2 separate regions of the Homo sapiens genome follow, and region 1 is linked to region 2. The links are chromatin loops, found by intact Hi-C in ENCODE. Cell type or tissue: heart left ventricle. All regions are shown on one strand. Each heading gives the region's core, and the rest is flanking DNA. Links, peaks and the distances in the headings are about the cores only. Region 1 overlaps SPTBN1 (spectrin beta, non-erythrocytic 1). Region 2 overlaps EML6 (EMAP like 6).

Region 1 (15,554 bases), core at 3,726-11,725, 330 kb after region 2:
GCTTAAAAGCTTATTTTCAAAGGAACTCAATATCAAGCTTGGTAACAAAAGTCAGTTAAAGTAAATGTGGATTCACTTTGGCTTCCAGAATATCTAAACATGAGTATACAAGAAAAATGAGCGATGGTGCCTAAAATATTGCCATAAGTTTAGAACCACAAAGGAGATCTCTGATTTACAGTGCATTTATCATAGGTGACAGCCATAAGTTAAGTATGTTAAGTATGTCTACTGTGGGGCCAGACCCTAATCCAACCAAGCCAATCAGCCCAACACCCAGGCTGGGGATACCTCACCACACTTTCCAGAAAGTCACAGGATAATGCACAGCCTGTCCAAAGCTGCATGGGCTTGTAATTCAAACTTATCTGGCTCCTACTATCGCTCAAATGACTGCAAAATGAAAATAAGATCTTAGCTGGTGAAGTCTTCAATCAGGTATAAGAGCAAAAGGAATCAGCAAGTTTCTGCGTTCTCCCAGTAGGGGGAAAAAACTTAGAAGAAAAGATCAGGGCATCCAGACCACTCTGAATTTCTTTAAAATCTCCCTGGTGATGTGATTTTTGAAACTGCATTTTTCAACTACTTACTTGACCAAAATCAAGTCCATAACTTCATCTCCTTGAAATATGTTACTAATAAACAAGTTTTCTATTTCCCAAAATATCTGCAACATAATATGCACTTTGTTTTTCCTATCTCAAAATGCTTTCAAAGCAGTTGCTTCTGTTGTCAAAATCAGCAGCACAGAAGAATGAACCGGATGTCAGGGCAATTTGGAACATTTAGAGGGAACTAAATTCTGTTAGTATTCTATGACTCTGCACAGAGAGAAGTATCAGGGGCTGGGCACCAGCAGTAGCTGGATTTTTAGTGGTGCCTGAGTGTTATGGACCAAATTGTGCTCACCTTCCAAATTCACATGTTGTAGGAGTAACCCCTAATGTGATTGTATTCGGAGACAGAGCCTGTAGGGAGGTAATCTAGGTTAAGTGCGGTCATAATGGTAGGGCCCTAATCCAATAGGACTGGTGTAGTTATTAGAAAAGGAACAAAGAATGGCCGGGCACAGTGGCTCACGCCTATAATCCCAGCACTTTGGGCAGATCACCTGAGGTCAGGAGGTTGAGACCAGCCTGGCCAACATGGTGAAACCCTGTCTCAAATAAAAATACAAAAATTAGCCGGGCGCAGAGGTGGGTGCCTGTAATCCCAGCTACTTGGGAGGCTGAGGTGGGAGAATCACTTGAGCCTGGGAGGCGGAGGTTGCAGTGAGCAGAAACCATGCCACTGCGCTCTACCCTGGGTGACAGAGTGAGACCCCTTATCATTAAAAAAAAAAAAAAAAAGAAAGAAAGCAAGGAACAAAGAGACACTATGGTTCCCCTGCACCCACCCATTTGCACAAAGAAAAGGCCAGGTGAGGACACAGTGAGGCGGCAGCCATCTGCAAGCCAGGAAGAGAAGCCTCATCAGAAATCAACTGACAGCTCCTTGATCTTGGACTTCTACCCTACAGAACAGTGAGAAAATAAATTTCTGTTGTTTAATCCATACAGTCTGTGGCATTCTGTTATGGCAGCCTGAGCAGATTAATTCACCAAGTGAACCCTAAAGCTGCCTTCTGTGCCATTAAACTCCAATCTCAATCCAAGGATCCTGTAATTAATGAAGGCTTTCTAATCTCATTAGCAATGGCACTGCTAACTCTCAATATCTTGTGATTTTAAAGATAAGGACAATGGATAAATGAGAACCAGATCAACAACTTGACCTTACTGTTTTAGGCTGGCCATCATGTCCCCGTGCAGCAGCTGCCGCTGCCCTAACACTTTTAGAGGCCCTCAAAATCACAAACTATGCTCAACTCACTCTCTATAGTTCTCATAACTTCCAAAATCTATTTTCTTCCTCACACCTGATGCATATACTTTCTGCTCCCCGGCTCCTTCAGCTGTACTCACTCTTTGTTGAGTCTCCCACAGTTACCATTGTTCCTGGCCCGGACTTCAATCCAGCCTCCCACACTATTCCGGATACATCTGACTCCCATGACTGTATCTCTCTGATCCACATGACATTCACTCCCTTTCTCCATGTTTCCTTCTTTCCTGTTCCTCACCCTGATCACACTTGGTTTATTGATGGCAGTTCCACCAGGCCTAATCGCCACTCACCAGCAAAGGCAGGCTATGCTATAGTATCTTCCACATCTATCACTGAGGCTACCGCTCTGCCCCCCTCCATTACCTCTCAGCAAGCTGAACTCACTGCCTTAACTTGAGCCCTCACTCTTGCAAAGGGACTACCCATCAATATTTATACTGACTCTAAATATGCCTTCCATATCCTGCACCACCATGCTGTTATATAGGCAGAAAGAAGTTTCCTCACTATGCAAGAGTCCTCCATCAATAATGCCTCTTTAATAAGAACTCTTCTCAAGGCTGCTTTACTTCCAAAGAAAGCCGGAGTCATTCACTGCAAAGGCCATCAAAAGGCTTCAGATCCCATTGCTCTGGACAACGCCTATGCTGATAAGATAGCTAAAAAAGCAGCTAGCGTTCCAACTTCTATCCCTCAGGGCAGTTTTCCTCCTTCTCATCTGGCCACTCCCACCTACTCCCTCGCTGAAACTTCCACCCATCTCTTCCCACACAAAGCAAATGGTTCTTGGACCAAAGAAAAATCTCCTTCCAGTCTCACAGGCCCATTCTATTCGTCATTTCATAACCTCTTCCATGTAGGTTGCAAGCCGCTAGCCCGCCTCTTAGAACCCGCTAGCCCACCTCTTAGAACCTCTCATTTCCTTTCCATCGCAAAAATCTATCCTCAAGGAAATCACTTTTCAGTGTTCCATCTGCTATTCTACTACTCCTCAAGAATTTCTCAGGCCCCCTCCCTTCCCCACACATCAAGCTCGGGGATTTGCCCCGCCCAGGACTGGCAAATTGACTTTACTCACATGCCTCGAGTCAGGAAACTAAAATACCTCTTGGTCTGGGTAGACACTTTCACTGGATGGGTAGAGGCCTTTCCCACAGGGTCTAAGAAGGCCACCGTGGTCATTTATTCCCTTCTGTCAGACATAGTTCCTCGGTTTGGCCTTCTCACCTCTATACAGTCCGATAACGGACCGGCCTTTACTAGTCAAATCACCCAAGCAGTTTCTCAGGCTGTTGGTATTCAGTGGCACCTGGTTTTTCCTCAAACTGCCACCCTTAAGTCTCTCTTTAAGTGGATAGAAGATCTTCAGTGGCAAGGTACCCTCCAATACTTTCACCCTGATGAAGTCCTATTCTTTACTTTTATACTTACTCTTATTCTCATTCCCGTTCTTATGCCACCCTCTACCTCTCCCCAGCTATCTCTATCACACTATCAATCTCAGTTACTCTCTCCTAGCCGTTTCTAATCCTTCTTTAACAAACAATTGCTGGCTTTGCATTTCTCTTTCTTCCAAAATCACAAAGGTCTCGACTTACTGCTAAAAAAAAAAAAAAGGGGACTCTATATTTTTAAATGAAGAGTGCTATTTTTACCTAAATCAATCTGGCCTGGTATATGACAACATTAAAAAAAACTCAAAGATAGAGCCTAAAAGCTTGCCAACCAAGCAAGTAATTACACTAACCCCCCTTGGACACTCTAATTAGATGTCCTGGGTCCTCCCAATTCTTAGTCCTTTTATACCTGTTTTTCTCCTTCTCTTATTCAGACCTTGTGTCTTCCATTTAGTTTCTCAATTCATCCAAAACCATATCCAGGCCATCACCAATCATTCTATACGACAAATGTTTCTTCTAACAACCCGACAATTATCACCCCTTACCACAAAATCTTCCTTCAGCTTCATCTCTCCCACACTAGGTTTCCATGTTGCCCCAGTCCTGCTCAAAGCAGCCCTGAGAAACATTGCCCATTATCTCTCCATACCACCCCCCAAAATTTTCCCCACCCCAACACTTTACCACTATTTTATTTTTCTTATTAATATAAGAAGACAGGAATGTCAGGCCTCTGAGCCCAAGCTAAGCCATCATATCCCCAGTGACCTGCACGTATACATCCAGATGGCCTGAAGCAACTGAAGATACACAAAAGAAGTGAAAATAGCCTTAACTGATAACATTCCACCATTGTGATTTGTTCCTGCCCCACCCTAACCGATCAATGTACTTTGTAATCTCCACCACCCTTAAGAAGGTTCTATATAATCTCCCCACCCTTGAGAATGTACTTTGTGAGATCCACCCCCTGCCCCCAAAACATTGCTCTTAACTCCACCGCCTATTCCAAAACCTGTAAGAACTAATGATAATCCCACCACCCTTTGCTGACTCCTTTTTTGGACTCAGCCTGCCTGCACCCAGGTGAAATAAACAGTCTTGTTGCTCAAAAAAAAAAAAAAGAGAGAGAACCAGATCAACCTAAACTTTACTTTCTCTGGAGAGACTCTTCTGAAACCCCTAGTCCCAGCCCAGGGCCTCTCCTGTTCTATGTTCCTACTGGTTTGTTGTTTTTTCATAGCACGCACTACGATGGTGTTTAAATAATTACCTGTGTATTTATTAAATGACTATCTTGCCTGAAAGTATACTGTACTCTCCAAGAACTATTGGGTATTTCTCTCTTTTTCATCAATGTATCCCTAAATATAGTGTCTAGCTCCCAGACAACAATACACAAATGTTTAATGAACAAACTTTATACTTAAAATTTTCTCAGCTTCGAAGAGTATTAGAAGCACTTTCCCTACCAATTCCTCTACTATCAAGAAGAAAAAATTACTCAGTTCATCAAGTGGTAAATTTTTTCAAATGTAAACTATAAGTAGAAAAAAAAAAACCAAACAGATAAGCTCTTGTAGATTGAGTCATCTATATTTTTTAAATTATATTTACATGAGAATTTTTAAGTTCTCTCACTGACCAAAAAGCTTCAAAAGCAACTTCAAATTTCTAAGACAAATTTTCACTGCTGTCTGAGCAGCCATGCTCAAGGGTGCCGGCTCTGGGACAGGTCCATGGCCTGGTCAGCCCTTTCCTCACAACCTCCGAAAGCACATGTAGCACGGGGAAGGTCCCAGGGCCAAGAGAGGATTCAAATTATTCAAGCACACATACAGTCTTGCATTCAGATTTTATTTATTTATTTATTTATTTATTTATTTATTTATTTAGAGACGGAGTCTCACTCTGTTGCCCAGGCTGGAGTGCAGTGGCGCGATCTTGGCTCACTGCAAGCTCCACCTCCCGGGTTGACGCCATTCTCCTGCCTCAACCTCCCAAGTAGCTGGGACTACAGGCACCCGTCACCTCGCCCAGCTAATTTTTTGTTTTTTTAGTAGAGATGGGGTTTCACCGTGTTAGCCAGGATGGTCTCGATCTCCTGACCTCGAGATCCGCCCGCCTCAGCCTCCCAAAGTGCTGGGATTACAGGCGTGAGCCACCGCGCCTGGCCCAGATTTTTAAAAATAAAGTTCCCAAGGTTGGAAGAGAGAAAAACTGACAGCAATTCAAGGAAAACGTGGCAAGCTCAATGTGAAGCAACAGCAGAAGATACAACTAAAGGAAGCTTCACTGTTAGACGCCAAGTTAAATCACCCCAGGTACTGACCAAGCCAAGAGTGTCCAGAAGGGGCAGCCAGGCTGTAAGACACCTAGGAGACCCAGCCCAGGAGCTAGGACCCCTGGGGAAAAGTCCAGGAGACACACCTGGCAGGTATGTGCAGGCAGCTTCAGGAGCCTTCCTGGGAGAGCTGGCACAGATTTCCCAGCAGGCAGGGAGCAACAACTTCACAGTGGCTAGGGGTTAGGAGGTACTTTCTAACAGCTAGAGCGCTCCAAAAATGCAGAGAGCAGAGAGGTATTCGATTTGTTGTTGTTATTGTTGTTGTTTTCACAGCACACACTGAAACAATGTTTAAATAATGACCTGTTAAATGACCATCTTGCCTGAAAGTATACTGTACTCTCCATATATTCAACAGGATAGCTACAGAAAGAACTGAGTACTGTGTGGGAAGCCGGGATGCATGCATTCCAAGATCTCATCCAACTAACAAGCATCAATAATTTGTTTAACCACCAAGTATTCACACCATTCTTGTGATCGAATACAATGTGGTAATACTATAATATGCAAAACTTGGTTCCCAAGGTGTGTAAGACACTCTCTCTTCAATGAGGCTCAGAAGATATTTCAAAATAATGGCTTTTCCAGCTCTATGTTTAACTGAATCACCATTACTTTAATTGTAACCATTCTTTGTTTGGGGTGTTGTCATATCAAGAAAATATTTGCACTCTATAAACAAAGTATTCTTCTACAAACATTTATACACGTTTTCATTGGATTTCACAACCCCACTGAAAATAATGAGCAAAAAGTTCTCAAAACAGCTTCTGCATTCTGATGAAAACATTCATTTTAAGTACGCCACTGGAAATATTTATCACTAAACCAATTACTTTATTTGGGAATTTTACGCTTTTTAAAATATTATAAGGTACTAAGTAAAACATTTGCTTATTAAAAAAAAAACCTTTTAATTAGAAAATACAGTCATCCCTCACTACCCATGGGCAATTGGTTCCAGGACCTCTTATGAATACCAAAATCCATGGACGCTCAGGTCCCTTATATAAAATGGTGTAGTATTTGTATAAAACCGACACACATCCTCTCAAATACTTTAAATCACCTAAAGATTACTTATAATTCCTAATACAACGCCTACACATCACCTTACTCACATGGATTCAATGCAGTTCTCAGTAAGCAGCAAATCGTGCTTCTGCTTTTTCGAACTTTGTGGATTTTTTTTCCCAAATATTTTCTATCCATGGTTGGTTGAATTCACAGATGCAGAAGCCATGGATACAGGGGGCCAGCTGTACTGCTTAGGCTGGTATGACTTCTCAGTCACCCAAGGAATATCCTTAAGTCTAGGATTTTATTCTCCGAAAAAGGAGGAAATATTCCTACTAGCTAAATAGATATGAAAATCCAAAAGGTTTTTATTTAAGAAAGTCATAGAACATCAGAATGTAAAACAGCTGTGCCTTGCAGGACCTTTGTTTACACAAACCTCTCTGCCTCTTCAGGTTGGAAGGAGGGGAGGTGGGGGCACCTCAGAAAGTAGTTTTCCTAACAAATTACTCCCTTACTTTTCTCCTAATCAGACATTTGCTTTAACGGAGATTTGAACAAGTCAGTCCCACCCAGTGCACTTAAAAATCAATGCACACATATTCAGCATTAGTCATATTGTAACAAATTCCTAATATAGTGTGGGGGATACTCAGAAGAGTAGTTGGTGATAAACCAAACCAAGCAATCAAAATACTACACCTGAAGGCTGCAGAATATGGTTTGTTATGGCTGTTTTAATGCAGTTCCTGGAAATATCCTTAACATCTTCCATATATAGATTATGACAGCACCAAAATATTCCCCCCAAAAGTGAACCCATACATTTAGAAGCATCAAGAAAATATGGGAAAGCCATTCATTGTAACCACACTCAGCTACTGAGGGATGAATAGTTATGTATTCAGCAGTTTCTCAGCCAGAAGTGGGTTGGTTTTGCTTTTTGGCAATGGGTATATGTTTTTAATATTGCTGTGTTACTCGAAAAGAGTTGGTATGTTCAAAGACTAGAAAGGAAAGGCCTGTTTGTGAAACCAGTGATGAGAGCATGGATCAAAATAATGACCTACAAGGATGGTCGCTTTCATGCTCATGGAGACTTCTCATTTCTAACCCTTGGACACTTTCAAATTCTGCTAAGGCCCTCAGATTTTCAAGAGTGTAGGTGCTGGGTGAGACAGCCAGTGTCAAAGAGATTTCTCTGAAGAGCATCTTGTTCCCACACTGGGCCTGCAGGAGAACAGACAGGTAGGGGGCACTGTTCCCTCAGCTTGCTCTGACTGCAAAGCCACTAACCAGATGAGCAATGAGACCCCCACACTACGCCTAGTCCTCCATGAACAGGAAGGCAGCAACTGGCTGACATAGTGTGCTGAAAGATGGGCCAAGTTCCCATGAGAATTGTGTTCATATCTCCATGCGGAGCATGCAAAAAAGCTGAGCATAATATATCAGCATGGAGACACCAGTGACCAGTGTCGTGGGGCAGGTGAGAATGGATGACCAAAAATAAGCTCAGCAGATTAACCTCCACACAACAAAAGGATTTTCTTTTTAAACACAGGGATCACCAAACTGAAGGCTAAGAATGTACCCAGTTGTAAAATCCAATGTGATTACTATGTCAGGGAAGCCCCCAAGCCACACAGGTAGTTCTCCTTTCCTCATGACCACAGAGGGAACATGGCAGTAGCCTCGAGTGCATTCTTCTCTGAGGTACCCTAGCTGATCTGTTAGCTCTCTGAGTCCGTGCAGAGCTCATTCCTGACACAATGAGGGCAAAGCCAACAAACACTGGCCCTCTTCAACCAGACTGCTCACCACTCACACAATCTCCAGGAACCTCCATCTAGAAGCTCCAGAAGGTTCCTGCTCAACAGGCTTTACAAAAGAGGAATAATGAAGCCCTTCACCTTGCTTTCACTGTCCATTCTAAAAGGAGAAACAACAACAAAAAAACCCCCAGGAAAGCCAGAGTTTGCCCTTGGTTTTGCACTTGGATTTTCCATGAACACATCTCTGTCTGACTTCAAGGGAAGTCCATTAACCTTTCCTGATGTACAAGAACCTTGCAGGAAAAGTAGGCAGGGAGCTGTCACCCATGCACACACAGCCCCACTTCAAAGTGTATTCTCTGAAGTGAATATTTATTTCTCTTCTCTAAATGGCAGAAGGTATCTTCCTCTGTTGCCGGAAATAGACAATTATGTCAGGAGCAGCCATCCCTGATGTAAACCAACCCTTCACAGAGGGCTGGGTTGGGGGGCGTGCAGGTAAAGTGCAACCACTCTGACAGCCTGCCATCCCCACAGCACTAAATTGATGCCAGCTGCCCACTACAGGCTACGTTCCTGAGGTCCTGTGACAGGCTCCTGAGAAGACTAACAAACCTTCCCATCAGCTTCCAGATGAGAGCAAGGGTGAGGCCTTTGGGGCTAGAAAGCAGAAACTCGCCAGCTCCCCGATCAGAACCACAGTCTCACTATTGGCAGGGGTAGGGTGTCATTTCAAAGGCCAGTGTGTTTGGGGAAAGGAATGAGTGAATTATTTGACTGACATCCTGAAAAGAAAAATACACATACTCTCTCTCTCAGAGTTTAGCATTTGGAGAGTGATGCTGTCAGGACAGGTCTGGAAATGAACCAAAGCTCCTTAATCTAGTCTTGCTTTAGCGCAAATATTCCAGAAGATGCTAATGATCACCTCCCAACACAAATTTTCAGGGAGCTGCAAATACTTACCAAAACGTGATCGAGCTTTTCTCACGAAGTCTCTATACACACTAGTTGCTCCATATTCTAGCTCCCACTTCTCACAACTCCCCAGTCCCCCACCTTTGCACTGTCCTCTCCCCAGAGAGGCTCCATCCCCAGGCAGGGGTGGTAACTCTCCGGTGCAGTGCCCAGTGCCAGCAAAGGGCATCCAGGTACCACCTCCCATCAACCTGACCCGCCATGTCAAGGAGCACTGAGCAGAAAGGTGAGCAAGTAACGAGACAAAGCCTCCAAAACACGAAGAGGTGGAACTGACCAATTCAGAATCCACCAAGTCCATCTCCTCTTTCTGGATGCCACAAACCTACACCTGGCTGTCCAGCCAGGTTAGCATTTAATTGCTTTAAATTACCCTTAATGGATATACACAGCATTAGAAATGATCAGTTATCCCTAACACTGTACCTAAATAATGTGTAGTGTTCCCTAAAAGGGAGAAGGAAGGTTTCTACAATATGCAGAAGTGACCAGCTATTCAAGAAGCTCCTTTGTAATATATAGCAACTGGTCTGGTATTTGTCAGTCTTAGTTAGCTAATTACAAACCTATTTCTTTCTAAAGGAATAAAAAAGAAAAAAAAAGAGCCAAAGAGCCAAAAAGCCCCAGAGGCAGTTTATCATGCCTCTGGTAGCTCATGTGGGATAAGGAAGGGCAATTTCTACTCGGGTAAAGGGGACAGGAAGATGAGGACTCTTTGCTTCCTCCTCACTGGGGACCCCAGAGTCCTGCTCTCTGCAGCTGCCTAGCCTGACTGTTGACAGGACAGTCCACGAGCCCCGAGAGAAGATCACGAGAGATCTGTAATCAGAGAATCTGACATCCCTTCCAGAAATCAGCCATTCCTTATTTGGGTCAGTCCCAGCAGAGGACTTTGGACAAGTCATCTAGCTGCTCAGGGCCTCAATTTCCTCGTCTATAAAGAGAGGACTGGAAAGGAACACTGTTCTTGGCTGCACATCACTGTCACCTGTGGAGATACTGTGATTTAATTATGCTGGCTCAGGTATGAGTGAGCATCAAGATCTTTAAAATGCGCAGCCAGCCAGGCACAGTGACTCACACCTATAATCCCAACACTTTGGGAAGCCAAGGCAGGCAGATCCCTTGAGGCTAGGAGTTTGAGACCACCTTGGGCAACATGGCAAAATCCCATCTATACAAAAATTAGCTAGGCGTGGTGGCATGCATCTGTAGTCCCAGCTACTACAGGAGGCTGAGGTGGGTGGATCCCTTGAGCCTGGGAGGCAGAGGTTACAGTGAGCCATGATTGCGCCACTGCACTCCAGCCTGGGCAACAGAGCCAGACCCTGTCTCAAAACAAAACAAAACAAAAAATAAAATATCCAGCCAAGGATTGAGAGCTACTAATCAGCTAGAGCTCTTTCTAGCTTAAACAAAAAACTTTAGAAACCTCAAATACCAATAAAACCATCAGCAGACACACCCCACCCCTCCTTAACACAGTGGATCGAGATGAAAAAAAAACAGAACAAATCTCTCAAAGAAAGGGACATCTCCAGCAGCCTGGTCCTGGGAACACCTGAGGCCCACTGAGTCTTCAGCCTATCCAAGTGATCTAGAAGTTTCCATTCATCTCTAAAATTTTGTTGTATTTGAGATTTAGATTTTCTGTTTTCTGTTGCCTGAAACATGAGTCTTACAATAAAATGTCTCAAACATAAATTTTGTGATTATTTAAAATAAGCCATCACCTAACAAACGTGACTACTTGCCATTTTTCTTTCAAAGAATGAAAAACCGCCTAAAACATTTGTTCATTCTCTCACTTTTAGTAGATTACAGATCACAGAAAAACACAAAACAAATCCTAAGAAATGAACAATTAACATTACAAACGTAAAAAGAATTATAATTCCAAGATGCCAAAAATACTGATTACATTTCAATTACCATTTGCGCCTTCATCTGGAAAACACATCCTCCATTGGAAAGTACCCAGCATAACAGCTGCAATGCTTTTTCAACTTTAACAAACACTGGAAAAGTTAGCCAAAACTCTGTGTTGGCTGACATCCAGGGTTTTATTATTATGTACTATTAGTTCATAGTGAGAAACATGGGCTAAAGGAAGGGGGAAAGCAAAGTAATAACAGGGGCTTCATAATCATGTGCAGATGTGAAGGTTTCTGAAGCTTTATCTACCAGAAAATGCCTTCCATATTACTTCTATTACCTGTATCCTTTATTAATTAGATAATTACAAATGTTGTGTTTTTAGGACATTATTTAGAGACTTAACTGTGAAACGGTTTTTCTTATGTCAGTGGCTGGGCTGTGCTGACATTTTAATATTTTTCACATGTAAAGCAACCTGGTGGATTCTCTCCCCTTGGCTCCACGTTTTAGCAAGTGCTGAAAGCAAATCAACACGCAAACAACCAGTCACCTTCCTCCATTATGTCCATTTCTTGTCAAATCAGTTATGGTTCAAAAGCCTCTCACTTTTAGTACTACATGAATGTTGGGGCTGAAATATTTATTTTTTAAGGCTTACACAAACTGCATCGGGTGGTATGGTCTAAGCACAGACTTTTCAATCTCATGAACCAGCAAAGTTTAAACAAACAAAAAAAATGGAGGAAGCAACATTAGTTTCCAACTTTTCCTTAAATAAGGAGAAAAAAATTAAAACAAATACAAAAAAACTACTAATATTGCCACTATTGAGTCAAAATAGGCCAAGAATTATCACTGTCATCTGAGAACAGATCGATCCCTTCCAGAAGTGGGCAAATGTTAACCCTACCTGAAGGCTTCTGCATGGCTGGTGAGGGCCTCAGGACACACCTGTGCTCCACAGGTGCAAAGGGAAAAGCATGAGCCAACAGGAGGTGAAGGGTGAAGTCCCAGCCAGCTGACTAGGAGCAAATGCAAAGTCTCCTGGGTTTCTCCGTCTACATCTACACCTTTACCCTACTTTTAAAGTCCCTTCGTATTATAAAGTTCCTTAACCACTAGGTGAAAACACTGCGGGACCGTTACCCTTTTATTAGGATGAATCAAGTCTCTATGCACCAACACATGTATCTCCAGCACCCAACACAGCATTTGGCATAAAGTACGGGCTCCAGACATATTTATCAAATAAATGACTTTTCTGCTTTCCCCAATATTTAAGGGGTGTTTAAGAAAAATGCATTGACAATGGATGCATGGGAGCTTCTTGAAAAAAAATATAGTATGGATCTAGGTTCAATTTTTCACTTTAGGGATGTATATATAGTTGCGTTATTTAGGAAACACTGATATAGCTTTTACTATGTGCCCAGGTCTAAGCCCTTTACAAATATTAACTCATTTAATCCTCAAAATAACCTTTTTTGAGGTAGGCACTATTATCTTTTTATCACTTTACAAATGAGAAAACTGTGGCATAAAGCGCTCAGGGAATGTTGTCCAAGGTCACAGAGGTAAACGATAGTGAAGCTGGAATTTGAACCCAAGTAGTCTAGCTTCTAAGTCTATCCTGTGCTGTCTAACACAGTCATCACAAGCCATGTGTAGCTATTTAAATTTAATTTAAATTAAATAAAATTTAAAATTCACACCAGCCACATGTGCTCAGAAGCCACACACATGGCCGGCAGCAAGTCTACCGAACATTCCCGTCTTGTGAATGCACTGGTCATGCTCCACCCAGTGGAAGCACTTAGTCTATGCTCTTAGCTGCTACTCTCTTGCTGCCTTTCAGTCTGGGTTTGGCTCCACAGACTGAAGTTCCAACTCCATGCTGTATGTATCCCCAACCTAAGAAATATAACAAAGTTTTTTTCAGATTGGGACTCTCTACTGTGATTCTTTAAGCAAAAGAATACAGAAACAAGTTGACAGGAACTTGATTCTTGATGGACTTCCTCAACAAGAATGCCAACTGGAGGGCTTGTTTTTTTCCTTTGTTATTCTCTACTCTTCTCCTGGCAGGATGTTTGTAGAGATGGTCTCCGGCTGTGAGGTTACTGGCGCACACTTGCACCTGTCCTGCTGTGCAGAGCTGGAACCCTGTTTTTATGGATTTTGTAAGCAGAGTTCAGCCAGAGGGTAGCCCTTCCCAAAATTCAGTTCCCAAAATATTTGCAGATATTTTTCAAAACATAGGAAGTATACCACACAATGTTCTTTCTGTAACAAAAGGTACTGAGGTTTTTGGTGGCATCAAGGCAGTCTTTAAATTCTATGGCTTGGAGGACTGAGGGTGAGCTGTCCCTGGGGAGTTACGATTTCTGCAATTCCCAAAAAAGTTAGTTTTGCCTTTGAGGAAAGGCAGTTGTTCAAAGTTTAAAAACCTAAGAAGGTTAACACACCAAGTCACTGTTCAGTAACATGTGAATTCAAATGTTTCACCAAACATAGGTAAAGTATGGTAGAAGAAAGGAAATTCCTGGCATCAAGAGGCAGATCAATAAAGAGGTGACTCCCTGGTGGTTAGAGTGAGTCTCAAAGGAAGAAGGAAGAAAGTACTCAAGTGAGCTTAGTGGAAAACTTGAAAAAAACCAAAAAACTAATTCATGGTTTTTGCAGTGGCTAAATGTTCCAGTTATAAAATTGTTCCTGCATTTGTTAAATGAAGCCAATATAATACCTGTAACAAAATGTATTAATTCCTTCTCTTCTTTTAAGCCAGGCATTTTTCATGATGCTCATTTTCAGAGAACCCAAGACAGTTCCTCACTGCAACTCTAGGGTTTCTCTGGTCTTACGGTAAAAAAGAAGGAAGCCAGGTGTGCTGGTTTCCTGGTGGGGGCCCCAGACCAACAGCCAGAAGCAGATTTCGTATCTTCATGTTCCATGCTGTCTGTTTATCTCCATTTACAATTTCCTGAGCAACGACTTCCATAAACATATGCGCATATCATCATATGTAATAGCTGTATGGTGTTCTACAATATGGATGTACCAAAATTTATTTAACCAAGTCCCTATTACAGGACACATAGTTGTTCACTATTCTCAATACTTCCATGAGCACAGTAATATCATTATAACCTTGTCCAATTATCTTCATAGGATAAATTTTCTAGAAGGAAACCAACTGCTCTACAGAAATGGACCCTCCCATCAACCTTGTACAGAGGGCCTGTTTCCTTCTACCTTAATCAGCGTCAAGTATTAAGTTTCTAAGATCACTGCAGGTCTCCAAAGTGATAGCTTGTTATTATCATTTGCAAGTCTGCTTACTAGTGATGATGGATATGTTTTCATATAAGTTGATCATTTATTTGGGTAAGTTACTAACATTCTGTGCTTCTGTCTACGTATCTGTTAAACAGAAAAATAACTGAACTTACATCTAGAACTGTTTTGATGACTAAATAAGTTAATACATGTGAAATGCTTCTAATAATATGTAGAAGATAAAAGTATTCCAAAAAAAATGTTAGCTGTTACTGTTATTCATACTTTTTTTTTTTTTTTTTTTTAAGACACGGAGTATCACTCTGTCGCCCAGGCTGGAGTGCAGTGGCGCAATCTCGGCTCACTGCAACCTCCGCCTCCTGGGTTCTAGCAATTCTCCAGCCTCAGCCTCCCGAGTAGCTGGGATTACAGGCGCCCGCCAACATGCCTGGCTAATTTTTTGTATTTTAGTAGAGACGGGGTTTCACTGTGTTGCCCAGGCTGGTCTCGAACTCCTGAGCTTAGGCAATCCACCCTGCCTCAGCCTCCCAAAGTTCTAGGATTACAGGTGTGAGTCATCGTGCCTGGCCTATTTATACTTTTTTTTAACATATTTCTGATATGGGGAGTAAATCTTCCTTTGGGAACAACAGAGTTCCCATAGATGGTTACTTTTTGGGAATAGCACAGATGAAATAATTATCACTGGGTAACAAAGAACTACTGTATAAGCCCATGTGTACTTCTAGAAGGGGACCATCCTCCCTTCATTTAGTTAAAATGTCTACTAGACCAAGGCTATTTTTCTTTAATATGAATTAAGAAACTGCACCTGTTAATAAAAAAATTAACTATATTCTTTGATTTACTTGCTTTTTAATAAAGTAATTATGGTTTTCCCAGAATTTTTAAACAAAATTATACAACCAAAAAAATCCCCAAAAGAGGTTATTGGTTAAATAAATCACCATACATATAATATGTAGACTCTCA
Region 2 (15,554 bases), core at 3,658-11,657:
AGAAGGGATGGGGCACATCCCTTCCATGCTGAGCTGCACAGTAAATAGCTTACCGGTCCCTTAGGCAGCCTGTACTGTGCAGCCTCAAGCTGAGTATGTTCTCAATACCTCATCCATCATGCATGATCTCATGCTGTTTCAACCTTGTACTATTTTAAGCAATGTAACCCTTGCTTTACTAGTAAAGAAACCATCACTCCTCAGTAAATGGTACTATCCCTCTGAAGTCACTATGCTCATCTTTCTCAAGAAATTATGACTTTTAGCCTTCCTAAATTTTAATACTTAGTGTAAAAATGTATTAAAGATTCTAGTCAAATTAATGGTTAAAGGGAATAAGATTCTGGCAGTCAGGGCTCCTCAAGGATGTTTGCAATTCTGAGACTTAACAATTGTTGAAACATAAAAGCGAAGGACTTCCTTGAAATCACTTCTTTCTGGATGGGTATGAGTTTCACACGTGTCTGAATAAGCGGGAAAATTCAAGAGTAACAGAAAGACAAAAACAAAAAAGGAGAAGTGAGTAAAGTGAAGTATAAACCAAATAACCATTTATGTCACACAAGGAGAGAACAACAGTTGTTTTAGTTTTTCTCACTGATTTTTAGATCAATGAGGTTTTCGTGCTTGGTAGAGATGGAAAAAACAGAATTAATGACTACACTAATTGTATTTTGATGCGACTCATAAACACACAAAATAAGGGAGGTGGGAACTAGTGAGCTTTAGTCCAGTTTGCATTGTTCTATATTAGCTATCAAAACCCAGAGGCAGTAGCCATTCAATCGATTGATCAGTCTGTTCCTCTCACACTCTCCCTCTTTCTGGCCTGTTTGTCATTGAGCATATCTAAAGCTCAGCACTAAGTAATAAAATACTGAAATTGGGGTAACATTCTTCATCCCAAACCTTTAAGTCATATGTTCATTCCTTTAATAGGTACAAAAATACTGGAATCATAAGTCATTGTGCTCATTTTACCCAGTTGGGCTCTCAAAAGAATAAAAATGATCCACAGCAAGAAAGCTGGAGGCTCCGAGTAAACTACTTTCTCAGGCCCCATGATTCTTTCATCTGATGATGCTGTTCAAAATTTCATCTGAGACTTTAAAAAGAAATAATAGCTTATTCATGTGCTAAAGACAATTTTGAGAATCAGAATTTAAGTTCTAATGATGATGAATGAGAGAGCCTTTAACAAAATTGTAAAATCTCCATGCAGCCCCCTGCAGAAGACCAAGGGCACGAGGGGACAATATGGTTTCATCATAGATGAGTGTGCTTAGCTCATAAATCTCCAATTAGAAAGATCTGGAAGCCAGCATCACCAGTATTGAAGCATTTTTCACTTCTAAAAAACATTTCCATGATTTAAGATGCAGCCAAGAAAGACAACAGCAGGAGCAAAATGCCAAAAACCCACTTGATGAGCTAAATGTCTTAACGTTTCATTTGGAAACTGTGTGGTTCTGTTCTGCACTTTATCCTTCTATTAATAAGCAAATTTGGGCAAATAAATCCATCTCAAAGAAGTCAGAGAGGTGACGGCGGTAGGGCCTCACCTGACAGAGCGGTCATCGCTGCCTGTCACAGCCAGAGGCTTCTTGGGGTGCAGGGCCAGAGCCCAGAGCTCACCCTCGCAGTGGCCCTGTAGGATCAACATCGGCTTGTCTCGCTCTCGCACAATCACTTCAAATATCTCACTGTCCTGGGTCCCTGCTAGAAGGCGGTCTGCTTTCCAGCACACGCTCCGGATAGAGAGGCCTGACAAAAATAAGTAAAACAAAAGCAAATCTTCACACTATTCACACACACACACACACACACACACACACACACACACACAAAACCCTAAAGTAAATGCCCTTTAACCAGGATACCATCAAATGTGACACATCTTAAAGACTCTTGGAGGCAGAGAATCAACTCTGCCACCATTCTTTGTGCTTTTTTTTTTTTTTTTTTTGAGATGGAGTCTTGCTCTGTCACCCAGACTATAGAGTGCAGTGGCCCGATCTCAGCTCACTGCAGCCTCCGCCTCCCGGGTTCACGCCATTCTCCTGCCTCAGCCTCCCAAGTAGCTGGGACTACAGATGCCCACCACCACACCCGGCTAATTTTTGTATTTTTAGTGGAGACGGGGTTTCACCGTGTTAGCCAGGATGGTCTCGATCTCCTGACCTCGTGATCCGCCCGCCTCGGACTCCCAAAGTGCTGGGTTTACAGGCATGAGCCACCACGCCCAGCCCATTCTGTGTTATTTTCTTACAAGCGCTGGATGTTTCCTCCACCCCTTGTAATCTAGTTTGCAAAAGAGTGGCTGCTTTTCCTTGACTTAGGATAACTATGTGTTTCTACAGCAGGATTGTTTGTTTTTATTTTTTAGAGACAAGGTCTCACTCTGTTGCCCAGGCTGGAGTGTGGTAGCACTGTAGCTCACTGAAGCCTCGACTTCCGGGGCTCAAAGTAATCCTCCTGCTTCACCCTCCCAAGTAACTGGGACTACAGGTGTGCAACACCATGCCTAGACTAGTTTTTTTTCTTTCTAGAGACAAGGTCTTGCTATGTGGTGCCCAGGCTGGTCTTAAACAGTAGAATGTATTTTAAATACTATATCATCAAGTAAATATAAGATGATAAATTGGTCTTCATGAAAACCTAACCTTCAGAATAATTTCCTTCAGATTTGCTATCAGAGAAGAATCAGTTCAACCTTTAGGAATAACATTGTGTTAAAATTATACGTGGGTGACACTACAGAACAGCTGATGATCATATTAAACAAGTTTAATACATATTTGATCAGAATCTAGATATATCCTACGGAATAAACAGATGCACCATGTCTCAGAAATATGCAAATGAAACTCCAATTTCAATCTCAAAATACCATCAAACATTTATCAGTGAAAATACTATTCTTCACCGACTTAATTTATGGAATCTTCTCCACAAGCCTCTTCTCCAAAAGCATAGTACTCCTTTAAAGTCCACACGTCCCTCTCAGTAGTACTATTTCATCCTCCCTAGGCAGGTCCTCACTTGCCTGAGTCTCAGTATCTTGGATTTTTTGCAGTCTGTTCTGTTCCTTACTGGGTTTGTTATTTGTTTAGGCAGTGAGTTTTTGAATCCGAATTAGAAATACAGAAGCAATATCAATTTCCTAAATACTTTAAAACAAGGCCAGGATGTGATGGGCTCCAATTTGCCTCCCCAGCAGGCACTGTGTCTCTGGGATAGAAAGTATCAGACGTTCGAGGACTTGGCCTCTACTCCTGCTCTAGGTCCAGCTGGCTAGACATAGGAGTATTCTTTCCTTGCTGGGGACCAATTTTTCTCCCCTTAAGATATAGACTGTAATTATGGTGACCAAGTAATCTGTCATTCCAATTAGAACGCCTTTAAGAGGCTCTAAAACTAAATTTACATAATACTTTGAAGTATTTGACTAAGGAAGCAGCTTTCTTATGTTGAAAGACCTACTAAATAGTTCTATCAAAGTATTTTCAATTATAACATTCTAAAAACTGTTTACTGCAAAATTAAAAATCTGGGGCAGAGAGATAAATAGGCAGAGTGATGAACAGGCAGAGTATGGAGGATTTTTAGGGCAGTGAAACTATCCTGTAGGATACTATAATGGTGGAGACATGTCATTACACATTTGTCAAAACCCACAGAATATACGCCACCAAGAGTGAACTCTAACATGAACTACGGCATCTGGGTGATAATGACACGTCAAGGTAGCTTCACCCACTGGAACAAATGTACCACTCTGGTGGGGCACATTGATAGTGAGGGAAGCTATGTATGTGTGTTGTGGGTGGGAAGGGGTATATGGTAAGTCTCTCTACATTCTCAATTTTGTTCTGAACCTAAACTGTCCTAAAAAATAAAGTCTATTAAAAAAAAAATGGCAAGGCACGGTGGCTCATGCCTGTAATCCCAACACTTTGGGAGGCTGAGGCAGGCAGATCGCTTGAGGCCAGGAGCTTGAGACCAGCTTGGCCAACATGGTGAAATCCCGTCTCTACTAAAAATAGAAAAATTAGCTGGACATGGTAGCACGCACCTGTATTCCCAGCTACCCGGGTGGCTGAGGCACGAGAATGGCATGAGCCTGGGAGGCGGAGGGACTTGCAGTGAGCTGAGATTGTGCCATTGTACTCCAGCCTGGGCGACAGAGCAAGATTGTCTCAAAAGAAAAAAAAAAAAAAAAAAGCCAAGACAAATACTAAACCAGCTGGGATGCTGGGACAACAGAAGGGGTAATTTGGGGTACGCGGACATCCTAACTATAATCTTGATCTTAATCACTTCACTGTGGTCCCGAGAGGATCCAATGAGATAAATGCATTTATTAAGAGAAAGTAGTTTTTCAAGGCATAAGGCTTTAAACAAATACATGAGATAACTGTCTTTACTCCTTCCTCTGAATTCATTGCTACAGGTCTTGAAATGGTGGGAAAAAGCACACAGGCCGATGTATTATTCCCGCCAGGAGGAGTAGAGACACCCTGGCAACAGTAGTTCAGGGTCAATTAATCAAAATCCTCCACTGCAAACATCAGGATGGGCTTTCAAGGATGGGAAGGACAGATGTATGGTGAAAGCAGTCAGGATGTCATTGCAAGCTGACAGGGCATGCAGCTCAGCTGCAGAGAACCACACGGCCTTGCGCCCATGATCCTGTTGCCACAGCCCCCCCTCCTTGTCCTGATCTCTTTGCCTACCCTTTTCGGGGTTTCATTACCACTCAGGAGTCAACATATTCCCGTTTTCTCCCTGGTGTTTTTCTCAGCTCCTGCAGGGGCTTGGGAGGAGGGGCTGAATTAGTTGTCTCCCTAGCAGGCTTTGCATCATCTACTTTTATTACACAAAGGGTTTAATGCTTTGCTCTTCAGCATCATCAGGAAGGAAGAAGAGTCAGTGATATTTCAACATCAGCAAAAAACAAATAATCTACTTTTACTGTATTTATTGTCTGCTTCCTCTCAGTAGAATAGAAAGGTCTGTGAAGAGAGTTTTATCAGTTTTATTTACTGCTATATCCTCAATACCTGGCACAGTGACTGTCACGTGGTAGATGCTCAATAAAGATTACTGAGCAAATGAAATAAAACATCAAAATCAAATATTTGAGTCCTTGGAGATGCCAAGAAATAAAAGATACCACCCTTGTTACTCAGTAAGAACATTCAAAGATGGGATATATTCATTCCTTTATTTCAGAAATTTTTATTCAGCACTACTCTGTGCCTGACAGTGGAGCTTAACAGTGAACAAGATAGGCCCCTACCGTAATGAAGATTACATTTGAAAAAGGGGCCAGACATATGTAAGCAGATATCCATGCATCAAAAACTAAAGTGATGCAAATGTATATGTGTACCTATATACACATACATTGTATACAGATATAGACATATACATTACATCTTAGTGATACGTTATATATTTTAACTGTTATTGAATATTCAGATCATAGTCCTTTTATAATGCCATTGATTGTTTTAAAGACACGGCCCTTTTCCAGGCAGGTCTGGAATCCATGGCTTCACTGTAAGCATGAACACACCAGTTCTCCCAAGGCCTCCAACAGCATGTCTGGCCTCTCAAGGCCAAATGACTTGAATTTGTCCCAAGGGCCTGGAGCTGTATTTGGTCAAGTATCTATTTATGCTTTATTACAGAAAGGATTTAATGCTGTACTCTTCAGCATTATCAGGAAGCAAAGAGTTAATGATTTTCCAACATCAGCAAAAACTAAATAATCTACTTTTTTACTGTATTTATTGTCCTGCTATTTTTAACCTTATTTGGGGGAATAAATTCAGCAAGGAAAAAAGATTATAATAACCCACAACCTGGAATTAAATATCGACATTAAATATATATCTATATATCCTCTCTTTTAAAAAATTTTAAGAGGCTCAGGAACAAAGACCAAAACCTTCCAACTCAGCCCAGACTAATGAACCAGTCAAGTCACATGGCACTCAGTGTTTTTCAGACCATATCCAGGGAGCTCTTGCATTCCTCAGAAGAGTGCCAGGTTCCTGGCAAGGAGAGGGCCAGGAAATAGGACAGCAAGAGGCGGGAGTTTGAGGATCCCACTGCTGCATTTCCCTTGACACCTCACCATCTCCGATTTCATTTGAAAAAGGGTTCCACTGAACTAACCAACGTAAAGGCGGAGCTTAGCAAGGATTATTTCTGGCTACACATGGGTGGAAGGGAAGAGAACAAGAGAAGGAGTTGCTACATTTTCATTGCTTGCAATATCAACTTAATGAGCTGTGAACATTTTCTCTCAGAGAGCAACTGCGTCTCTCCCTAAGTACTCAGTTCTTTCAACACATCAATTGTCTTTTGTCACATCAGACAAGTCAATCTCATGGCGTCTGTCCACCAGGCAATAGATACAATACCAGGTCACTCTCATTCCTTAGATAACCATTTTAAAAAGGAAGACATCAGTGTGTCAAAAGCTGTATTCATGTTTCCTAATAACATCCCATTGCCATCCTTTTTTAACCTAATTGTTCTTCTGCATGCAAGAGTGGTAAAGAGAACCACACAGTCTCTTCTGGGAACCTTCTGGTGAGACCTTGGTGAATGGCAGATCCCTGACAAAGTTCTGACATTAATTCCCTTCTCCTGTCTATCCAGGCTTAGTTTCTACTTCTGACACAAACCCAGAGAACAGAAATGTAATCATGATGTCCCAGCTGGGCTGACCAAGGCAGCTGCAGCATTAGAAGGCAACGAAGCTGTCTTATACTGCTTTCTATTCTGCTCTGGGAGTCAGAGAAATATAAGCTAGTATTTGGAATATGGTTACAAATCCATCAGTAGTTAAGAGAAACAGGAGAAACCATCCTCATTATTTAAAACCACAGAAGTTCTCTTTCCTGGAGAAATACACATCATTGTTACTTTTGACACTGTGAACTGAAGGCGTTTCACCACACAGATGAGGTGTCCACATTTGGACACCATACCCTGTGCCACTTGTGATGAGAAACGTGGAGCTTGGGCCTATGCTTGGTACAGAGAGCCAGCAGATGGCGGTAGAGAGCAAATCACCCATCTAAACCAAAAAAATCCTCTTATGCCAAGACCAAATCCTCACCAGTCCGTGGCCCTGATTTTATACTCAGACCAGAGAAGAGAAACAGCAACCTTCCAATTCCCTCTGCTACAGTCCTGAAGCCTGGCCATGGGGAGATCTAGTCTGTGAATATCAAATCAGACCTCATTACTAAGGGACATTGCTTATTTTCTACCACTAGTTTATTTTGAACAGTTAAATATATGAACTGGATTTATATACCAGCCGTTGCCAGCTGTGTGACATGGTAAGGTATTTAGTCATTCATATCGTTAGTTCCTCCATCTGTAAAGTGGAGATTATTAGCACTCACACTTCATAGCATTGTGAGAATTCAACACAACAACACATGACCCAGTGTCTGGCACTGAGGAATGAATCAATACATTATGCTATTATTTTAACCCGCGGGTTTTGTGCTAGGTCAGGATCTTTCTATTAAGTTCACATCTCAGCACAGAACAACTTGCTGTATGTGTGGTCACATCCGAGCCCTGTAAGGTGGCAGTGCCAGGAACTATGAAGTGCCCTATGGGCCTTTCCTAGAGTCTTAGTTACTCTGCCTTATCTTACAACTTAGCTTTTGTCATTTGCTATTATAATTTTGATCTGCTGGCACTGCAAACTCACAGAGGAAAAGGCTATGTTCCAGCACACAAAGAGAACAAACCATTTGGGGAAGAAAATGGCCTTTTCTCCCAATTATTTGGTCCAAGAGGGGAAAACTGAAAGCAGGCAGAGGCTCGTATTTAATAGTGTTCTTAAAACCCATGTTCCAAGGCCTGATATGGTAAAGGGCCAGGCATGGTTGTTCCCAACCCTCAATGTACACCAGAATCTACAGAGAGAGCATTTAAAAGACACAGATGCTTGCGCCCCTCCCAGATATTCCTCCCAGTTGGTCTGGACCAGAGCAAGACTTCATTACTTTTAGCTCCCCAGGGCTGAGAACCACTGCCTGCTCAAGCCATTCTCCACCTAGTGTGTTCTTGCATGTCAGATTGTTGAAAATTCAGAGTGCCCAGCAGGTCACCAGCTGATTCTAATGCAGTGGTTCTTCAGTCACATGCTGGCAAACTCTACCCCACTGGATCGGAAAGCCCAAAGATGATGAGCAAATGACAAAAAAGACAGTAGCACCTGTGAGAAGTCGACTTTGAGATAAACAAGCAAGCCCTGCAGGTGGGCAGTAAGGATTCTCACCAACTTAACCAAGCCGTGTGCCCGTGAGTGCCCGTGAGTGCTTAGGAGGTGGCATTATCATTAACCCCATGGACAGCGCCAGGCCCTCAACGGGGCTAGTAAATACGTGCTGAACCGATGAGGAAATAACAGCATAGAAAGTTTGTATTACTTGCCTCAAGTCACAGAGCAAGCTAGCAATAGGGGGAAAAAAAATGAGGATTCAGGCAGTTCAAGTGTGGAGTTAATACCCTTCCCCACAAAGTTATTTCCTGTATCTGTGAATGTATGCCCAGGACATGGTACTGAAGGTGAAACAAGACAAGGTTGTGGCTGTCTCCTGTAAACCTAACCTTATTAAGGATGCAAAACCAGGGAATGCCTTGAGTGCAAGAGGTTAAAAGGTAATAAGAACAAGAGAGAGAGGAAGAGTAATTTCACCCAAACTTAAGAGGGAGTATTGGTAGAGGGTGTGGAAAAGACAGCAGAGATCTTCAAAACCCCCCGCCCTTGCAGCCCCTCAGGAAGGGGTGGCTGAGGCCACCTAGGGAGCCTGGATCCTGGGCACAGGAGCTCTGGGCCTTGCAGGGACTTCTGATGTTCTAAGGGTAATGCTGAAGACAGAGTTTGGAAATGTGAAAGAAATGAAGGAGGAAAGACATGCATCTCCCCAGGGATTCATAAACACCAATGATTTTGGAGCCCAGTGCAAAACAGAAGTGTGGGGCCCCTTGCTAAAAAACGATTAGGAATTCCAAGCAAGTGACAGCAAAGCATGCAACCAACCGCAGGGCCCTCCTGAGTACCAGGCCCTGTGTGACTGCCCAGACCTCAGCCTGAGAAGCCTCCCTGCCAGGGGACCCCCAGGGGAGTTTGAGGATTAAATGGGATCCTGTGTGTAGAGTGTGTACCACAAAGGCCACCACAGAGTGGGCATTCAGCACTGACCCTGAGCTGGGAGAGTCGCAGGGCTGGGGCTGCAGGTCATCCTAAGCGTGGACTGCCTATGACCTGCTGCTCCTGTTCACAAAGGCTCCCTGCCTGAGAATCTCCAGCAGAATTCATAGGAAAGATTTCTTTTTACAAAATCTCTGCTCATTTCAAAACCCACTCCGCAGGATCCAAAATTCTACAGCCACGGGAACTGTGAAAGATACACAAAGCCTAGTGAGATATCAGAAGATGAGAACACATAGCCAAGCCCATGGCCTCCCACCCAGGGAGGAAACCCACCCAGGCTAGCTTTTACATAAGGCTGGCTAAGGAGAGTTATTTACAGAGGAATTACTACAAGCCAGGCCAGCAGCCCTCTGACACCATGTCACACACGGAACTTGCGCACACAGTGACACCACATCTCCTGGCTGCAAATCTGTCTCCAGCTCCTGAGGCTCGGGCCTCTGCAGTGTTCTTCTACCTTCTCAGCAGAACAGTGAGGCTGAAGGGCAAGCCCAGAGAAAAATGGTGGGCACACAGGGAGAGCGGTGACAGAGGCAAGGAGTCAAGAGGTAAGTAATGGAGCCGCCCGCGGGACTGGAGAATAGGATGTGCTTATTTTGCTTCTATCGTAAACAAGGGTGTTCTCAGGTTTGAGAGTTGGTCTTTTGGACGTTCTCTGCAAGGGATCTTAACAACAACACTATCAACATTTGGGGCTGGGTAATTCTTTGTTGTGGTGGCTCTCCTGTCCACTGTAATACTTTTAGCAGCTTCCCTGGCCTCTATCCATAGATGCCAGTCGCAACTCTGCAGTTGCGACAATCAAAAATGTCTCCAGACACTGCCAAATGTCCAAAAAATCACTCCTGGTTGAGAGCTGCTAGACTATCTGACCATCGCAGTACTCAGAGGAGTAAAAACAGTAATAAGCATGAACACTCTGGAACAACCACCTGGGCTCCTACCTCTGATCCTATCCTACCCCAGTCTGCTCTCTGCTCTGGGGCAGGAGAACTAAGTGGAGATCCGATTATGCCACATGCCTGCCTAAACCTCTAAGACCTCCTGTAGTTGGCCCTTGGAGTGCAAGCTTGCATGTCACAGGTTGACACAAAGAAACCAAGTTATCTGTTCCTCCTTCTGCATCCTCATCACTTGCGCTCCTCCACAAGGCTCCACCCTCCAGTCCTATGACACTTTTCATTCACCTGACAGCTACTTCCAGGACTCCAGCACACACTAGGCACGTCCTAAGTGGGTGGGAGGCATCAGTGAACAAAGATCCCTACCTTTGTGGAAACAGACAATAGCCAAGAACATAACACAGAAATTATACTGTATGTTACAAGGTGAAAGGTAAACCCGGGAGAAGGGGATTTGGAATACTTGGAGTGGTAGAGGCAGAATGAGTTGCAATTCTAGAAGAGATCATCAGCATAGGCTTTATTTGAGCAAAGGTTTGAAGGAGAGGAGGGAAGTAGTCATGCAGATTCTAGGCAAGAGTGTCACAGGCAGAGGGAGAAGCAGCGAGGGGAAGGAGCAGCCAGGGCGAAGCAGCGCAATGCGGAGGGTGGTGGCTGCCATAAGGACTTTGACTGTGGGTAAGATGAATCATTGCAGGGTTTTGAGGAAAGCAATTATGTGATCTGGCTCACATAAAGTTCAAATAATCCCTCTAGCTGCTGTGCAGAGGATGGTGGTCGAAGCAGGAATGCAACTTACAAAGCAACTGCAATATTCTATGTAAAAGATGGTGGTGGCCTGACCAGAGAAGGTTCAGTGGAGATAGTGACAAGTCTAAGCAGGGCATCTCATGTCCTGGAACTTTGGCCTCTAATTCTTGCTCAGTGATTCACCTAATGCAGGTTCTTTCTGGATGCGGAGTTTATAGTCCATTAGACACAGCAACAACTCAATAAATATGTGTTGGTAGTTAAAACCCACAGAACTCCCCCGACCTCCACTCACACCTAAAATATAATCTTGACTGAAGTATACTTTTCAGGACTTCCTATTCAGTTCCTAGGCACGTATCTGGCACTTGGATGTTTAATAAATGTTTACTGAGTGGACAAATAAGTAAATAATACATCTTATACTGTGTGAATAATTACTGTATTCCTTTAGACAGAATCATTTATAACCATTAACCCAAAGTGTTTTATTATCCTAGAAGTAATTCATTTTGGTTGATGGACTTTAAGAATTTTGGCTTTTCTTGCCACCACTATAAGTTACTCAAGCTTCATTATTTTACCCAGATCATAAATGTGTTTTAAAAGTGATCAGACTCAGCATGCACTGTTGTGAAGTTTGGTGTGAGGTATGAGTGAGTGACTTCAGTTTACAATTAGCTTGATGCTAATGACCCTGGGCCTCATTGTACCATCCATGAAGTGAGGGAGTTCTCCCCATGCCCCGCCACCGCCGCCTTACATCCAGGGTGTCTCCCAGCCTGAAAATTCCAGAATTTTATATTCACTAAGATGTATATTGGAGGACAACCACCCCATACAGCTGAAATCCTTTGGTGCCAGATGCATTTTGGAATTCAGAAAAATGTGGATTTTGGACTTGTAATATATCCAGCAGAAACTGAGGCAGCATCTTGAAATTAAATATTTCTATAACAAAATATATAAAGACACCCAGTAGCCTCATATCAGGTCAAGTTTTGCTGCCGAATTAGTTATTTAGAAAATCTTCTGGTATTCTGAACCTTTTGGCTTTGAGAATTGCAGATGAAGGATCCTGGGTGAATTAGGTTGTTGGTTTATATCATCTTGTGTTGTTGTTGCTACAGAAACTTGTTTGAACACCCAGTCAGCAAAAATGCAATAACTCACAAAAGATGCACAAGTCACCGGTGCAAATAAAACTCTACAATTCCCTTTCACTGAGGGATGGCCCTCCTCATCATGTGAGTGACATTTTCTTTGACTAACCCTTGGGGAGAAGGGAGGGAGCCCTGAGAATCAGATCTGACACTAACCAATTCTTGATGTGAATGTGACCCATCTCCAATCATTCACGCTTAACCTAAAGTGGGGTTAATTGTTTTTACTGTAAGTCAAGTGTCCTAATTAGCTCAAGCTACTACAAAGATGTAAAAGAATTAATAATGTCACTTTATTACAAAGCCATATCATTTTTTTCTGAGCTTAGTATCCATCTTAGTTCATTTTAAAACTTCTTTCTTGATGGCTAACAGTTAATAGTTATTAGAAGATGCAAATGTATGCCAATCTTGCAAAGATTTCCATTAAACAACTTGGAAATTGTCAGATTCATTTTGTAAATCTTATAGATGTCTACAGGAGGAGCAACAGAAGTCTTTACAGGTGGCACACTAAGTGTGATCTTTATAAATACCCTCAGATTCCTAAACACTAGTAAGCAGCAATTTCTTAATTTTTGCTAATACTTTTAAATTTATAGAACATAGAAAAGTACCCATACCATGTCATGGGAACTGGGCCGTGGCCATGATTAATTCTCTTGCTAAATTTGTTTAGAAAACTATTTGGCTGTTTGAGTAAGATGAGAAATCGCTACATTTCCATTGAAATGAATTCGAGTGTCGCTGTTTCACAAATAGCAAAAATACAGAAGAAAGCTCATTTATATCAAGATAGTTCTTATAAAAATAAAACTGTCATGTCCAAACTGAGAACAAGGAAGCTTCATGTCCAAACTGAGGGCAAGGAAGTCTAACACTGCTCTGCCTGAATCTGTTCCTTTCGAATATACTTGGTTTGTTTGAGGCAAAGAGAGGTGGAGCAGAAGGCCAAGCCTTCTTTGAGGGAAGGGATGAGGGGTTGGCGGGGGGGTGGGGAGGACAGGACACCTGACCATCTTCTGTCCACTCTGCTTTCTTTTGCTCTTTTCCCACCCTCTTTCCTTCCCTTTTATTTGCTCAGCTCTTTGCTAATGTTGAAACAACCAAGGGTATGGTATTGCCTGGCTGAAGGGGGAGCTACGCCAGAAAGCTATTTACATCTTGATTACTTTTATCTCCTCAAATCCTATGTATTTTAATTCCTACACTTGTGTTGGGTCTTCTACCTCACTTTGGATTTGGGGCACACCTCCACTTGCCTTGGAGAGGCTGCCCCATCACAGGATGGCCCAGGCAGCCAGCCTCCAAGACCACAGGAGGGCCGGTTCTGAGAGTCTCTCCCTGTTCGGAGCTATGGAAGGTGGCTCTGGAACTCAACATCCTCCTTCCTTGCTTCAGTGCAATAATGGCACCAAGGCCTGGCTGAGCGCAACAGAGCACCTTAGAGAGGGATTCAGAGCAAGTTTCCCCACATGACCCTGTCCATGCAGGCTCAAGAACTCCCTAAGTTGGAAGCAATGGGTGGGCCAGACTTTAGTTGTTACCAGTAATTCAAACCAGGAGCCTTTCTTCTTTTGATGCTACATGTACATTGTTTTTTCACTGAGGACTGGAATGAAGGCATCTCTTTTGATGCTTGATGATACACAGTGGCCTTTTGTGACAATGTTGCCCAAGCCAGGGGGAGAGGATAATTTTAGGTGGGTGCTCCAAGGGCAAAAATTAAACCCCAGCATATTAAACTCATGTCACAAATATTAGTTTAAAGCAAAGTTTTAAAAAGATATATTAATCAGTTTAAAGTAAAATACTAAGCAATTAAGAGTACTGGTCGTCAGCAGCAATTCTAAAATTAACATCATCCACAGCATCCACACTGTGGGGCTGCATGCTAAGCAGTGCCATCTCCACTCTCCCAGGAGCTCCATCCCAGCCCCTGTGCCCTCTCCGACTCCCTGGGACTCAAACTGGAACATGATCTATACCATCCTTTAAAAGCACAATCTGTTTCTCCCTACAAAATGCAGGCTACCGCCTTATCAGTAAGCCATCTAAGATGCACACCAATCCCTGGTCAACGCCAAGCCCAGGCACCACAGGGCAGGCACATCCTATGAGGTGCAGGCTTGTTTCGGGTTCCCAGTGTCCACCGTGTACCAGCCAGATGTGCTTTGATCTTGGTAAGGATGGGGCGGGAATCTGAGACTGATGTATAACGGAGGGCGTCGCTGACTGTCCTAACTCTGTAGATGGGAGTTGGCTGTGGGGCTGATGTGATCAGTACCACACCTGGTTACACAGATCCTCATTCAGAACTGGTCCCTGAACTCTCCCAGGAGAGCCAGGCTCAAGGACTCAGTATTGGGCAGAAAAGTATAGCAGCGTAAACCAATGGCTTCTTAGCTGATCCCCATGCTTTAAAATTTATGCCTTAATTATGTGATACAATTTTTGGATTAGTTAAATGGAGTAACTGCCAAAAAGAGTCATGAATCCTGGTTGGTACTCCCCAACGTTTAGGCAGTTTATGGTCACTAATCCCATCTGGCAAGTTGACTCTGCTCTCTAAGTACATGTTTTGGTTTCTGGTTTACCTTGAAAGATATACCAAGAAGTTTCATGGTTCAGGACCAAACATTTTTGGCTACTGTACTTAAAAAAAATTGCTCTTACGGGTACTTGCAAGCTTATATCTGTTTGGCATGTTTTTTCCGGATCAAGTTTCCCTGGCCCACACTCTATGGCAGAGAACTTAAGGCCTTCGATCTCCTTGTCCCTACATTGAGGTAGACACCAAATTCCACAACTTCCTATGCCAAACTCTGTGCCTAGTATTCAGAAACGTATGCACACCAGCATCCTGAGCCTCCGTGAGAAGACAAGAGTCCAATCCTGGATTAGTTGACTTAGATGCACATTTTTGTATTTCACAGATACATAAAGCAGCTGGCATCCAGGTATAAACAGGAAGTACAATATCCAGCTCATTTCCCTGTTGCTCAACTGTTGGCAAAGTTTTGCTGCAAACAACACTATTTAAGGATGGCCTGAAGGATATGCCGTCTAGGCTGTTTTCTCCCAGTCCTTTGAAATCTACCTAAGGCCGGCAGAGAGCACCGCGCACTGCCACATGATCTGGCCTATGGAACAACCTCTGTGGCAGCATCGCCATCAGGTCACACAGCGGGGGCTTCATGAGGAACAGCCCAGGAGAAACAACTCGTTTCAGGCCTGTTGAGGACTTTGAGCCCTATGTCACAGGGTCTTCTCTAAAAGATGCTCAGGAAATTTCTCCCTCATCTCGGCACTGAAAAAGATTCCCCTTCACAACAACGATGGGTAAGTTTTCATCCTGTGGACCCCCATGGCTCACAGTACCATGTACCCCTCCCTTGGCGCAGGGTCTGTGGCCCACCTGTGGGGAGTGAACAGAACCTCCCAACCTGTGCTTAGCGTATTAACAGTGCTATGACTTCC

Evidence for each region. A loop is a pair of places that touch in the nucleus more often than their neighbours do. Peaks named below come from ENCODE experiments on the same cell type or tissue, not always from the same donor. Only the 100,000 strongest peaks of a DNase experiment are listed, where the experiment ranks them.
Region 1: it touches region 2 in a loop (3-fold over the local background); 3 of 110 quality-filtered maps call a loop at or near these places.

Annotation. Positions count from the first base shown.
Region 1 is chr2:54,495,752-54,511,305 of GRCh38, reverse strand. All of the region lies in intron 1 of SPTBN1 (spectrin beta, non-erythrocytic 1), which reads right to left. It also overlaps the pseudogene C9orf85P1. Among named protein-coding and RNA genes, the nearest start is that of SPTBN1, 47 kb to the right of the region's middle. RefSeq lists a silencer at 12,954-13,138 and an enhancer at 13,599-14,138. In heart left ventricle, for the core only: a CTCF peak has its summit at 7,894; no DNase peak of the experiment used is centred there; H3K27ac peaks cover 3,000 bases.
Region 2 is chr2:54,830,257-54,845,810 of GRCh38, reverse strand. EML6 (EMAP like 6) reads right to left here. Exons shown (of 42, transcript NM_001039753.4): 8 at 1,563-1,764. Among named protein-coding and RNA genes, the nearest start is that of EML6-AS1, 87 kb to the right of the region's middle. In heart left ventricle, for the core only: a CTCF peak has its summit at 7,059 (motif pointing right); a DNase peak (open chromatin) is centred at 7,060.